Linked DNA regions of Mus musculus: region 1 is linked to region 2. A link is a contact called in ENCODE Hi-C or POLR2A ChIA-PET data. All regions are on one chromosome and are shown on one strand. Each heading gives the region's core, a stretch centred on a gene start or an enhancer-like site at or near the end of the contact. The rest is flanking DNA. Distances are from core to core; before and after follow the strand shown. Region 1 overlaps Igf2r (insulin-like growth factor 2 receptor). Region 2 holds the start of Airn (antisense Igf2r RNA).

Evidence for each region. A loop is a pair of places that touch in the nucleus more often than their neighbours do. ChIA-PET counts read pairs that join two places held with the same protein, here RNA polymerase II (POLR2A).
Region 1: a map of T-helper 2 cell shows a loop between it and region 2 (2.1-fold over the local background). The contact joins the enhancer-like site here to the promoter of Airn in region 2. A Hi-C loop is called at or near these places in 1 of 37 maps with a recorded cell type or tissue (T-helper 2 cell). POLR2A ChIA-PET finds 5 or more read pairs at or near these places in 2 of 5 experiments (Patski and embryonic stem cell).

Annotation. Positions count from the first base shown.
Region 1 is chr17:12,688,474-12,691,173 of GRCm38, forward strand. It overlaps Igf2r (insulin-like growth factor 2 receptor), which reads right to left. Exons shown (of 48, transcript NM_010515.2): 41 at 2,684-2,700; 42 at 1,659-1,773; 43 at 517-663; 44 at 1-30. Among named protein-coding and RNA genes, the nearest start is that of Slc22a1, 14 kb to the left of the region's middle. Within about 2 kb of position 1,281, at least 2 of the 3 ENCODE cell types and tissues checked have a DNase peak (open chromatin) inside an H3K27ac peak, as active enhancers do.
Region 2 is chr17:12,739,864-12,742,586 of GRCm38, forward strand. It overlaps Airn (antisense Igf2r RNA), which reads left to right and starts at 1,448. Exons shown (of 3, transcript NR_027773.1): 1 at 1,448-1,561. Igf2r (insulin-like growth factor 2 receptor) reads right to left here. Exons shown (of 48, transcript NM_010515.2): 3 at 419-543.

The DNA.
Region 1 (2,700 bases), core at 31-2,530, 52 kb before region 2:
GTCCTCATGTCTCCAGAGGCGCTGAAGAGCCTGAGGCAGAGGAGAGCACAGCGGTCATACTCCTTCCTCTGCATGCTCCAGCCCTTCTCTAACACTCCTTGCCGTTAACGCTACATCGGCCTGCCCAGCCCCGCCTCCTGGAATGACTGCACTATCTCACACACTGCGGACAGCACATGCAGTGCACTTGCCCCAAGACAGCCCGTGACACCGCTAAGAGATGGACCTTACTTTTAGCTAACATGCTGGTCAGCCCAGAGTTCCTTGTTCTCTCTGTGTCCCGAGACTCTTGGCTCCAGCAGTAAGGGCAGAGGGAAACTGCTTTTTATAAGAAATTCACCACTGAGTGTCAAATGACAAAGAAGCAGTCCTTTTGCTTGGTGTAAGCCAAACTTGGTCACTTCCCAACTGTCACTGAAGCCTAGACTGCCTACCTGGCAGCATGCCTACAGGGCAAGACTTACGGTCTTGTTCCCTCGGAGTGTGTGTCAGCCAAACAGGCAGGCTTCCACTTACTTAAAATAAATCTCGCCGAGGCTGAAGCTCTTGCCGGTCACAGGGTTGGTGAGCGTTCCGTTCACCATGGTCACCTCCTGAGGCCTCACCGCGCAGGCAGCCCGTGAGTACCAGTAAAAGTAGTAGGTGCAGCTGACACTGTCAAACCTGAGAGGGAGCAGACACGGTTACCTCGGGGCCACACACAGCAAGGCTGCCACACACATAGCTGGAGAGGCCTGCAAGAGGCAGTCGCCCGGGTTCTTAAGGGTCCTTGGGAGCCACCGCTGTTGGTCCCCACGGGGACTGTGTGAGTGACAGCTCTGGGCCAGGACGACTGTCCTGGTCACTATGCTTCAGCACAGTACGAGGATAACATTAGCAACGTGGGAAGCAGACGAGGATGCAGTGCCTGCTCACCCTAGGGACACAAACCTGTGACTCCAGCCACTGAGACAGAGGTAAAAGGTGGCAAGTTCCTGTCACAGTTACAGAACAAATCCAAGGCCAACCTGGACACGTTAGTGTCATCCTGTGTCAAACAACAAGACAGCTGGAACTACCGCTCAAGAGCACAGCACCTGCCTGGTTTGCTCGAAGCCCTAGGTTCAACCCCCATCCCCACAGAGAAAAACCAAACTCAATAAAAATGCCTTAGCATATGAAGCTGGAAGCTCTGAACCGAGACTTGTACAAATAGTCTCTTAGTCTCAGAAATTAAAGACCCTTTCAAAGCAGTTTCCAAAACAGCAGTTCACATGCTCCCCCTGTTGGCCACAATCCCTCTAACATCACCCAACAACTGCCTGCAACACCCAGAACCTGCTTGTTGGTGGTGCAATCAGCACCCCCTTAATTCTCCCATGATGAGGGGCAGCAGCCAGATCTGCACTGCTCAGGCTAGCGTCAGCACCTCCAAAGCTGATTCAGGAGTATGTTTCTTAAGGCAAACCAGGCTAAAAAAGCTGAGGTGGCCTTAGCCCTCAGATGGAGTAGGGGTACCTCCTGTGGGAGACAATCTGTCCTCTAAGGCCTCAGTCTCAGTGGGCATTTCTGCCACACACAGTGCCAGTCCCAGACACCCTCTCCTCTGTGTGCACATTCCCAACTCCCACGTGGAAATGGGGGAGGCAGAGAGCACAGTGTGCTCGCCTGTGGCTCACCTCTTGAATGCAGGCCTGCCCACAGTCTTCGCACAGGTCAATTCGATTACAGACGATGCAGTCTTATTCCCACCACAAGGATAGCCTTTCGAGTAAGTAACAATGACCGTTTCATCTGAAACATGAGACAATGAGTTGGCATTATTTCTAGTGCACTGCAGAACAATATCGGGGCTTAAAAATCTACTGCAAAGGCAAGTGCCGGCTGTCTAAAGGTGCCCTCCATACTCAATGGCAGTTACTGGCCCATACACTCAACCCATACCACCATAAGTAAGGAAGCAGCAAGACCATGAGCTTCCTGGATCCTCAGGAATGAATGCTAAGCCTCCATGGCCACACCTATATGACTAGCATCCAGCTCTACAGTAGTCAGGAACTTCGGGAATAGAGAATTCCTAAGATGTGAGTTTGCCCAGCTGGTTCATGTGTTGAGATTTTAATTCTCAAAGGGAGGCCACTTTCTTGATTGAGTTTGTTATTAAAGGCCATGGGAATTCCCTCAGAATCCCCTCTCCATTTCAATATCCATGTCACCTTGTAGTTCAAACAGCGCAATCGGGATCCTACTCTAGCCTTAGAGGCAGAGTAGAATGTCTAACCCCCAACACAGCCTGGTCCTTGTGTGCTCCCTTAGTTGGGAAAATGTGCCTGTCCTCTAACAGCCGATCCCTTCCTTCCCTTGATGATCGTGTCATGATTCCTAGCCAAGAGCTCAAGGGAACACGGAGCCATCTGTACAGCGCCCTGTGTGACCATAGCTTTTTTAGATGTGTGTAGATGTACATTGAGAAGCCAATGTGCATCCGGAACATGATCAGCGAAGGTGCTTTGAACAGGCTCCCTGTGCCTCAGAGTATCAAAACAGCATGGACTTCATGTTCCAGGAAGGGGGTAGAAATGCTTCAACTAGTCACCGGGTTTCCACCAAAGCTCAGGCACTTTCTCCATCACACCAGGGACAGCCTCACCTTGCCAATCTTGATGCAGCAACTGAGTCAAGTACAAACACCCCAGAGCCTTACCTATGACTTCCAATTTT
Region 2 (2,723 bases), core at 198-2,697:
ACCTTCCCCAGCCCATGAGAAAGACCAAGGTGTTCACCTCCAAGTCCTGTTTCTCCTACAGTAAACACCAAGCTCTTAAGAACAATCAACAGAAGTAAATCAGCAGCTAGCTTGCTCTGCAACATGACCTCCATGGTTCATGCTGCCACAAACAGACTTTAAGATCTCAATTTGCACAATAGTGTGGTTATAGGTTGGTCTAAAATTAACATTCATCCTAACTCAAGTTTCACTCCAATTCTCACCATCTTTAAGACACATTTAGTTGGTGGTTCTGGGTGGTAGTGACGTGATGTGAATATAAATTGGGGGGAGGGGGAAATTGACCATTTAGTCCTCCAGGATCAGAATTCCTGTAACAAGAACACCAGAAGGGGAAAATGTTCTTAACAAAGAGCTTGAAGAGGGCCCCACTCACCAGGGTCTTCCCACACAGAAATGTAATGCTAGTCTGGATTCTGTGCTGTGAATCTGAAGGCTGGCAGCCCATAGTGGTGTTGAATTCCAGGAGTGATCTGGCTGAACTTCTCAAAAGTGAGTCACCTGTTTGGAGAGGATAAGAATGAACACACAATGAACAAACATAAAAGCACGTAGGCTCTTTTCTCACAGATAAGCACTAGGCAAGCCAGGAATGTTAAACACGCAGGGTTGTCTCTTCAAAGGGAGAGTAGATAACCTGTTTCCAGCCCAGGAGGCTGGGGGCAGGGGTGGTTAATAGCCTGGTGACCTCTGTGCTATTTCTGTAAGGCCAGGCCACAGCAGCTGCCCCAGACCCCTCCCATGAGCCTGCTTCCCCCAGACTCCTCCCATGAGCCTACTTCCTTAATCTATAGAATCTATCTATACAGAAGACTCACTTGAACCTCACAAAAGAATCAATGTAGTCATAAGTAAAGATTTATTGAACACATGGGATGGAGTTAATTAAAACCAGAGAACTTTTTTTTAATTGTGCTTTGCTTAAATGTGCCTAAAATAAACTGTAAGTCTCAAATTTTGAACCAATACTGGCAACTGAGTTGTGTGGAAGAGAACTGCCTGTTTATGTCCTGTAAAACTATGCTTTTGGTGGCTTGGTGGTCAGGAAAACCTTCACAGGAGTGGCACTGCATACTCTGCATCCAAGCAATGGAAAGACTAAGAGAAGTGTATCTCTCTCGGGGTTCAAGACAAGCAAGGACTACTCAATTAGACAACAGCTTTTAAAAAGAAGAAGAAGAAACATAACCGTAATATCTGTTATTCAAGTCTGCTTGAAATATCTGGTCTCTCTGGTGTTCCTCTAAATCTTTCTGACCTGCTCAGCAGGCAATTTATAGAAACACTTCCAGGACTGTAAGGCCATCTAAAACACAGGCTCCAGGCTGGAGCAAGAGGAGGAGCCAAAGCCTGGTGAGGTTGGGCTGAGCAGGGGGGATTAAGTGACACAGTTGGGGCGGAACTTAATAATCTCCACCCCCTGCCGAGGCTTCAACATTATATCTATCCCTCCTTGCTCTAGCGGGCAGCAAGAAGCACAGCACCGCCAGTTACCACGCAGACATCCTGGGGAACTGAGGTAAGCTAGGGTTCCCCGCGTGAAGCGCGGCAATGCGAGGGGAGGATTCTGCAGATGAGGGTAGGATTCCGTTGCAAGGGGAGGATTCCACGCGTTAGAGGATTCCGCAAAGGAAGGGTTCCACAGGAGGGAAGGGCTCTACGCGAGGTGAGGGTTCCACTGATCCGGCAGCTCGAGGGCTCCGACCAAGAGTTCCAGGCCGCTCAAAGGTTCCCCTACGCGAGATTCAGCGCTAGGGTGAAGATTTCTGGGCTACAAGAAAACTCAGCACTAGGGTGCCCCACTGCTCACCAGTGTTCTGAACTACACGAGGGCCGATAGGGCCGGTAGAAAGCCGAAAGCCGCGCTGCCGCCATGCCGCGTCAGCAAGAGGAGAAGGGAGGGGGGCGTCCAGCGCGGGCCGACTGCTGCACTGGGGGGGGGGGGGGTTTACGGGCGATCTAGAGCACGAGGGTGCCACGCTGCGCAAGGGGAGCAGGGGTTCGCGCTAGGGCACCACGCTGCTGGAGAGTTGGGGGGGGGGGTGGAGATCGGAGGATTTCTACACGACCTGATCCGCGGTTTGCGGGGCAGGGGGAAGGTTCGGTGGGTTCCGCGGCACTGCGCGAGCCAGGGTGCTGGCGTGTGCGCTGCCCCCCCCCCCCCCCCCCGTTCAGAGGATTTTAGCACAACTCCAATTGTGCTGCGATTCTGGTTGTGCCGAGTTGCGAGAGAGGCTAAGGGTGAAAAGCTGCACAAGGAGGGGATTCGGAGGGTTTAGAGGGTTCCGCGGCACTGCGCCGCAGTGCTGCCCGAGGGTTCGGAGCAATTCCGGTTGTGCCGTGATCCTTGGTTGTGCTGAGTTGCGGTGAGGGAAAGGGAAGGGAAAGCTCAGAGGGTTCCGAGCTATCCTGAGGGTGCGAAGCTGCACAAGGGCAGGGTTCCGAGGGTTCCGCGGCACTGCGTGAGCCCCGGTGCCGCGCTGCCCAAAGGTTCGGAGGGTTTTAATGCGATTCCGGTTGGGCTGTGATTCTGGTTATGCCAAGTTGCGCGAGGGGAGGGGAAGAGACGGCTCGGAGGATTCCGAGGTATCCTGAGGGTGCAAACTGCACAAGGGGAGGATTCGAAGGGTTCTGTGATCAGGGCCAACGCTCAAAAGTGCCATGTTACAGGAGAGATGAAC